Linked DNA regions of Homo sapiens: regions 1 and 3 are each linked to region 2. Evidence: chromatin contacts called from ENCODE Hi-C or POLR2A ChIA-PET data. All regions are on one chromosome and are shown on one strand. Each heading gives the region's core, a stretch centred on a gene start or an enhancer-like site at or near the end of the contact. The rest is flanking DNA. Distances are from core to core; before and after follow the strand shown.

Evidence for each region. A loop is a pair of places that touch in the nucleus more often than their neighbours do. ChIA-PET counts read pairs that join two places held with the same protein, here RNA polymerase II (POLR2A). Pooled maps may share reads with other maps.
Region 1: a pooled map shows a loop between it and region 2 (2.1-fold over the local background). The contact joins two enhancer-like sites. A Hi-C loop is called at or near these places in 1 of 37 single-sample maps with no recorded cell type and 2 of 50 pooled maps. POLR2A ChIA-PET finds 5 or more read pairs at or near these places in 3 of 52 experiments (OCI-LY7, activated T-cell and activated naive CD8-positive, alpha-beta T cell).
Region 3: a loop to region 2 is called in a pooled map, with 4 times the contacts of the local background. The contact joins two enhancer-like sites. A Hi-C loop is called at or near these places in 7 of 50 pooled maps. POLR2A ChIA-PET finds 5 or more read pairs at or near these places in 3 of 52 experiments (GM12878, activated CD4-positive, alpha-beta T cell and activated naive CD4-positive, alpha-beta T cell).

Annotation. Positions count from the first base shown.
Region 1 is chr4:26,883,381-26,886,080 of GRCh38, reverse strand. All of the region lies in intron 1 of STIM2 (stromal interaction molecule 2), which reads right to left. Among named protein-coding and RNA genes, the nearest start is that of STIM2, 24 kb to the right of the region's middle. Within about 2 kb of position 1,425, at least 7 of the 41 ENCODE cell types and tissues checked have a DNase peak (open chromatin) inside an H3K27ac peak, as active enhancers do; they include OCI-LY7, where a contact is called at or near this core.
Region 2 is chr4:26,371,414-26,374,113 of GRCh38, reverse strand. The region is part of intron 1 of RBPJ (recombination signal binding protein for immunoglobulin kappa J region); the gene reads right to left. Among named protein-coding and RNA genes, the nearest start is that of RBPJ, 52 kb to the right of the region's middle. RefSeq lists enhancers at 1,019-1,068, 1,244-1,744 and a silencer at 1,153-1,447. Within about 2 kb of position 1,298, at least 5 of the 41 ENCODE cell types and tissues checked have a DNase peak (open chromatin) inside an H3K27ac peak, as active enhancers do; they include OCI-LY7, where a contact is called at or near this core.
Region 3 is chr4:26,074,757-26,077,456 of GRCh38, reverse strand. The region is part of intron 1 of LINC02357 (long intergenic non-protein coding RNA 2357); the gene reads right to left. Among named protein-coding and RNA genes, the nearest start is that of LINC02357, 5.4 kb to the right of the region's middle. RefSeq lists an enhancer at 2,446-2,525. Within about 2 kb of position 1,381, at least 4 of the 41 ENCODE cell types and tissues checked have a DNase peak (open chromatin) inside an H3K27ac peak, as active enhancers do.

The DNA.
Region 1 (2,700 bases), core at 176-2,675, 510 kb before region 2:
AACCTCAAATTATGAGCTCACATAGCCACAACTTCCTTGTTTGTCAAATAAGAGGAACTGGCGCATGGTGATCAGCTTCTTAAAACTCAAGTATCTAAAAATCAGATTTAAAATAAGGTTTATATGTAATTTTCAATAAGCCATAATGGAATGTCTCAGTAATTAGGATAAATCAACACTGCATATTTACATGAATAGACATATACATATATATATATATATATATATATATATATATATATATATATATATATATATAACCTGAGGTGCTAAATTTGGCTTCATTCTCATAATACAACTAGCACTGAATGCTATATTTTCAGTTTTACTGCTCTTATAAACTACATAGCCTGGTAACCAAGGTAAACAATTTGTATATCTGAAAGTTACATTCTGAATTCACCCAGGCAAAACATAAACCTGAAAAAATAGTCAGAAATGAAAACTATGTCACAAATATCACACATTAAAATCCTACATGCTTTAGTTAAAGGAGGATCCTTCATACCATCAAGATTTACAATTCAAGCCTTGATACCCCTATTTTCCAGTCTTAGCAGATACCAAAAAATAAAATGACAGCTGTCCAGTAAATAAGCTGATACAATCATATGCTGATGACTCCATTTATTCACATTCAAAAATAGGGAAGCAAATCTATGGTATTAAAGTAAGGACAGTGGTTAACCTTAGGCAAAGGCACATACTGATTTCAAGAGGACATGAAGGACTTCTGGGTAAAGGCAACATTATGTTTCTCGATCTGGGTGCTAATAACATGTGAGTATTCACTTTGTTAAAAATGGTTGAAATGAGCTGTATACTGATGATTTGAGCCCTTTCCTGTACTGTTATACTGTATTTAAGTAAAAAGCTTTTGGAAAACTAGATATTACAGCAATTCAAAACCATGAAAAATAAGGTTGAACATGAACAGTGGAACACAAATCAACAATCCTTAAGAGTATCTGTGTTTTTGCATGTGTACTAACCCTAATATTGTACCCATTAACTGTACCCAATACATTCTGATTAAGAAAGTAGAGAAATAAGTCACACGTTTTAGAAATAATTTGACTCCAAAATGTTTGAAATAAAGCAAGTTTTATAATTCAAAGGAGTCAAGGTTCAATTACTCAAGAGGCAAGAGTACTGGTTAAGGATGTGAATCTTGTTGTGAGAATTCTGTCTCACCCACTTGCCAGTTCTGTGAACTCGTGTTTAACCTCTCTGGGTCTCCGTTACATTACCTATAAGATACGGATCTACCCCATAAGCTTGTGAGGACTAAATGAGTTATTTCATGTGAAGCATTCAGAACAGTTGCCTGATATACGTAAGTACTCAATAAATGGCTGTTCACTCATGTGGGATACTTAATCCCCCAATGGTGCTAAATAAACAGGGTGTTTCTACTACAGCCAACTGACAGATGAACACTGAAATGCAAAGAGCCCCTTCTTAAAATAGCTTGTACATTACCCTGCCTATACAACGACACAATTTCCTGTTAGTTTTCTTTATATTTAAATTTCCTAAAGCAGTTGCAGTAGAAGCAGTAAGTCACACTCCAGCCCTATTCTGGTTCTTTTCTAAACCTTTATTACAAACAGGTTTAAGAATTAAATAACCATTTCGAGCAGAGCATCATCATAGAAGGAAACTGTAGGATTTTAAAATACAGTAACAGCTAATGCTTTCTAAGAGTTATTATGTGGCAAACACTGTACTAAACATTTTCCTATACTGATCTTTATTGCTCACAACAACCCTATTAAGTGGGTATGTTGTTCACCCTGACTAAAATGGCCTAAGTCTCTTTTACTGGAGAACACATGTTATTTCATTTTTTTCACCTTCCTAACCAGGCACACACAGTCTCCCACATCGAAGGGGCTCAGGACTGTTTGCAGGAACTGGTTCGTTATACAGATGATTGCCTGTAACTCTCAAGCCCAACTTGCATTTGGGTGAGTTCTACAGTGAGCACCTTCTTTTCCAGAGAAATATAAGGAACTCAGGTATCTAATACCATTATTTCAGTCCCATTTGAGATAACTTCCTTGGTTTGCTGAGAGGCTCATCCATTTGTGACGTATTAATCAGGTAACAATCTGATAATACTACTGTTCACAGTAACTTTTCAAAGACTAAGATAAATGCTGAGGATCAATTTCATGGCTATATAATATGAAAATAAGCTATCACCATCATACCAAAATACATAACCTTGCAGATTTACATGGCTCACTCAGCACAGCTACACACTCTAACACTGTACATGGTGCTTTGTTTCTGTCAATTACAAAAGGAACATTTGATACAGCATTAAGTCTCCTTCAAAGAGATTAATAAACACAGCAGTAAATTTTCATTTTTAAATTAACCTTCAAAGAGTCTTTTCATATCTTATTTTAATTATACAATTCTATTTTTACTGCAGCTGTGTTACAAAGAATGGATCTGTTAAACTGCTTTGCCCACCATAATGTAACTTATTATACACTTTCGGCACCTCAGGCAATGTCCCAGCATATACTAATATACCTCATTCCTGTGTTTCTATAATACAGTAATTCCAAGACATTGTGCCAATCCCTCTGTTTTCCAAGGGAAAAAAATACCTAATTCACTGAACACCAAATTATATACAATATAAGACAGGTATATATGTGCATACATATGTTTCCAATTTAATCC
Region 2 (2,700 bases), core at 49-2,548:
ACAAAAATTAGCTGGACATGGTGGTGTGCGCCTGTAAGCCGGTGGCGGGCACCTGTAAGCCCAGCTACTCAGTAGGCTGAGGCAGGAGAAACGCTTGAACCCAGGAGGCGGAGGCTGCAGTGAGCCAAGATCGTGCCACTGCACTCCAGCCTGGGTGACAGAGCAAGACTCCATCTCCAAAAAAAAAAAAAAAAAAAAGTAAAAAATAAAGCTGTAAACACAAAATTCAGGAAATCTAAAGACATCTGTTATGGGTGCCACACCTTGACTACATACATACACACATAAAGACACTTGTGTGTGCACATATATGTATGTCATAAATCTGATGCTGAAACAATTTCTCTTGCATTTTTCCTGCACAAGAGCACTATGTTACAATTGCAGTAGGGACTGTGACAGTCTTCTGAATGTACGGCTTACACTATCAATCAGAATTCTGCAAAGAACGCTTTTTTTCTAAATTGAAAAAGAACATGAATCTACATAGAGTTCCATTTAATGAAGAGGTTTTGTGTTCTTTTTTCTGTTGGTAGAAATTACACAGACACAGTACCAGTCCAGCCTCCATCAAACCATGTTTGGCCAATTTCTTAGCAGCCAAGCCTTTGACACACAGTTTGGTATTTTCATGTACTTGAATCCAGCAGTGCATCTTTCCTTTTCAATAACAGAGACCAGAGCATTTATGGAGCCCTTCAGAATAAGGCCTAATGCACAAAGGAAAGACCATCAGTCAGGTTTATAAGGGGTTAAGCTACTTCAGAGAAGCCTGCCCCTAAGGAAAAAATTAAAGATGACAATTGCCACTTTTAAACACATATAAAATAGGACATTGTAGATATTCTACACGAGTTTAAAAATAATGCAATAAACTAAAATAAAATGATGGGAATCAAAATTCCTATGTTCAGAATGGGGGAGAAGAGATTTCCAAAACATTTTATGTAACACCATTACATGAAAAAGGAAATGCCTTTTTTGCTTGAGTGTTAATACAAAGCAATACATTTCTTCTTTTGAATTGTAACTTACATTATAATGATCAAACCTACATTTGTGGTAAAAATGAAAACCACTTTGAAGAAGCGGTCTTAACCACAATACAAAGCTTACTGGCTTTCTGCCAACGTGTATCTGAGCCATTAAGCTGTCACGTTGCCTTCCTGCATTGCTAGGACCAAAAGAGCAGGCCCACCAGCTAGTATCTGCTCACTCAAGCCTCACAGGAGGCCATGAGGCTCTGAAAGGGAAAAAAACAGCACAGGAGCACAAGGCTTGATGGTGCAAGATCTAACTGCAAGCTGCTTTGCCTTGGGTAATACTACAAGCTCATTAATGCTTCTACAAACATCTGACAATGTTTGCCTTTGGAAAGGTTTGGAATTGAGACTGGCCAGATCACCAAGCACTGATTAAAGTACACATCATCAGTAACTTATGGAAACACTAGTATAGGAGGGAAAGCCTTGAGAGAGTGAGTCGGGGTGGCAATGCAGAAGACAAGAACAAGGCCCCTAGGAAGTGGACACGATTTTCAGAGTTTTGAGTCATTCATGTTATGTATTTACTTGATACTTTGCTATGCTATGTATGAACTCAAATTGTACAAGCTGCAAAGGTGTTGTGTTACAGTTAATTTACTAGTTAACTGTCTAGTCAATCGCCCTACGTCAAATTGCTTAATTAAGAAACAAGAGACTAGTTTTTCTTTAAAGATGAGCTCCACTGTAGCTATTTAATTCTTAATATTCCTCCTCTCACCAACTTCTGCACAGGCATGTTTCCTAAAGTCATGTGGTGTCTCTACTGTCTACAGCACTAGTATTACTGATCTCCTCCCTCATCTTGCCTTCCACCACAGGCAGTTCACTAACAAATTCCATCAACTGGATTTCCAAATTATCTTCTCTATCTCCATTCTCTAAATCTGTAAGATTAGATGAAGTCTCATTGCCACTTATACCTGTAGCTTCCTCAACTGGCTTCATATAGCAAAGTAAACGAGACAGCAATAGACAAAATACATCTCCTTATGTGTATTCTCATTTAAGTATCATTAACAATCCTGAGAGGCAGCATTATTTCTAATTTAAAAAGGAAAAACGAAGGTCGGAAAGCCACAAGGTGAGGGTTTCCCTCATTCCTGACTCTACAATGATCAACAAAGGTTAAAGATAATGAGCCCCACATATAAAACAAATAAGGAAGCCATATTCTGTTCCATAAACTACTTATATTCTTTGCCTTTCCAAAATAATGACTTTATCCCAATTCACTGATAACATTTATTCTCTTTTCCCAGTAAACAAACCACCTATCATTATTTAATGTTTCAAAGAAATCACTTCTTAACCTGTAATTGATTTCTCAGCAAACCAAAACTGTTGAATCCCAAGGATGAAATACTGTAATATTCCAATTTGAGAATATGAAGCAATAGCATAAGGTGAAATAAACCAGGGAAATCTGTGTTAACAGCTGTAGAGATCACTCAAATTCAGACTCCTAAAGAATTATAACTAAGTAACCTAGCAATGAAGAAAATGTCATACCACTGTATTTGTGCTGAGAAAAAAAAATGCCAACTAGTTTCCACAATAAACTGGAAATGCACACTCAATATTTTAGGCTATAACTTTTAATCCTGGGCAGTATTTTTTCTTAATAGCATACATGCCCATTAGAGAAATATGGCCA
Region 3 (2,700 bases), core at 132-2,631, 300 kb after region 2:
TCAAAAGCATAGAAAGGTATTCGGATAGTTTCTTGGATATTTAATACCTTTGGCAACACCTTATTTTCTTGAATTAGGGTCTTGTGGGTCTAGAAATGGCTTCCAAAACTATTTAGTCAATTTCCTCTTGGGGAGCGGTGGTAGAAAGGGGCAATCCTTCCTCTTACAGCTCAGGCCAACTTTCTATTTTGTACAGAGGTGAGGATATTAGTCATGATATGAAGGAGAATCCACGACATTTTGATAATTCTGGCATATGTACATCCGAAAATTGCAAATTTAATTTTTCTTAGCATACCAGAGAGACGAGTCTTCAAGGAAATGGGTCTGACTCTTGAGCTTTGTTTGGTGTTGCTTTGGCCAAATGATTTGGTGAGTCACTTGTTATGGCTTTCCCTCGGGGTTCAGTGTTGTTTTTCACTGTGCCCTTAAAACCAACTTCTAGGCCACTTAGGTGTCTTGACCAGACTTTCTGGGGCCATATTAATTCCAACCTCAGAAATTTTGTTCCTGCTTAGATATCCCCAGGTTTTCTCTCCCCTACATCTATCCTTCTACACAATCCAGATTTCAAGGTCCCTTACAGATCTCAGGTCGGTCAAGCCATCCTTGACTTGTGAAAAACCCTGCGATTTCTCCCATCTTTGAATGCCTTTTGGGATCATCATCAATATCTAATCTTTGCACTTGATCTCTAAGAATCATCTACATTGTTTAAATTTTTCTTAAGGGAAAAGGCTATGTCTTACGCTTTTTCTATATTTTCCAAAACACCTGCCCCATGTTGGGCATGCCCCAATCAATACTGGATTGATAAATGATTGAGAAGTCTTCACTAGGCCTACAGTTCATGCATCTATAAACATGGAGCTTCCCTTTATCTTTGTAGGGTTTGACCAGAATTTGCCCCCAGCCTTACCCGATTACAGGAAAAATAGTGTTCAAAGTAGGAAGCTAGTTCTGTGAATCCACATTTCCTTTGTTGGGCAATGATCTAGCTGCATGTGGCATAACATTTGCTGACACACAGTGTACTCACTCTTTTTTTTTTTTTTGGTCAGAAAAAGACTATTTCCATTCAAGTCACAAGTGGTGAAGGGTGGTGTGGTTTCTCTGTGACCTTAGGCGAGTCATTTCACCACCTTCAGCTGCAGTTTCCTCTTCTACAATTTTCCACCTCTAAGGTTGGCAGTTCTATGGTTTGGGGGCTGCTCAATGCTTCTAAGATCTCATCTAACAGATTTGTTTGCATGACAATGGGAAGGATTCTAAGGTTCAACTTCATTCTCCGCTCTGGATCTAATGTGGATGGATGGGGCCAGCAATGCTAGTAATTATTGGCTGGGACCTTCTCTCTGTATTAACCAGAGCTCCTTATATCATTCTAGCTAGCAGCTCAGAGCCTACCTTGAGGATGGCGGCATTAATCTGTCTGCTTAGGGACATCTAGACATTCTGCTAATCGTTCTTGCTACCACTATGGATATCCCTGATAGTGCAGAATCTTCTGCCTGTGGTTCTGTAAATGGGCCAAGTTAATTCTTCTGTTAGAGCCTTTGGAAAATTCAAGACAGGTACCAGTGACTAATAAAGTGACTAATAAAGGCTATATTAAATGCCCTTTCTCTTTCTTTTTTGTGGTTGATGCAACAACAAGATTGTCTAGTCTTGTTAGCCATAATTTTATAAGTTGTTGGCTTTGGTGATATATTTCTGCTTTATCATTTTAGGTGTCACATCTTGAGGACAGATGTCTTGTGTAAGACATGGGCTGATTTTCACTCGACAAAAATTGGCCCTTGTGTTAGAGGGAGAATAGAGGAAACCACTCTATTATTAGACTTTGAAATGAATGTTTATGGCCCTATAAAGTGACTAGCTAGTCTGCTGTCTGCCATGATTGAAGAGAGATCTAAAGCTAGGTCTAATTAAGAAATATCTATTATCTGATTGCTGTTGTGTTTAATAAGCTATTTAAAACAGAGAAATTATTTTGTGGAATTTAAAAAAGTGAGTTGATTGGATGCATCGGATTTGGACTTCTAAAGGATTTGCAGCATTTTTTCCTAAAAAGGCATTGTTCAGTGGGAAGTGACAGTGGGATTATTGCTCCTTGTTAAGTAAATTCAGCATGTGATTTATGTGCTTATATTTCCATGCACATTCAAGGAACCAATTCTCCTTTGAAATTTCCAAAATAGTGATGCCAAAAGAAAAAAAAAGAAGAAAGCGAGGAAGGAAAATCAGAGTTTCAGAAGAAAGTAAGCTGTTTGGATTAGAACTGAAACCACATGGGGTCCAGAAATCTTGTAATATTCTGCCCATTAAAAGTTCTTCTGCAAATAAATGTGCACATGCAAAAGTGGGGGTCGGAAAGCCATCCATTTGGATTCAGCAGCATGTCAGCCTAATTATACTAGACAATGCTGAGCTCAGTAATTCCACTTTTGATCCATTGCTGTGTGAAGTTCATTATTATCTGTTTCGAATTATTGTTCATTTCAAGAGCCGTACAATGAAAAAGCATGTCAAGACTGTGAAAGAGCCCTTGGCCTTCCCCGAAAGCTTTGTGAAACATTTCTTTGGAAACATTTCTGCTGAGATGGTGCATTGGCCGTGAGTGGGTGTAGGGGATGGGCGTCTGTGCTTCCCCTTTTCACATTTGTTTACCTTAAATACATCTCCATGGAAACAAGACCT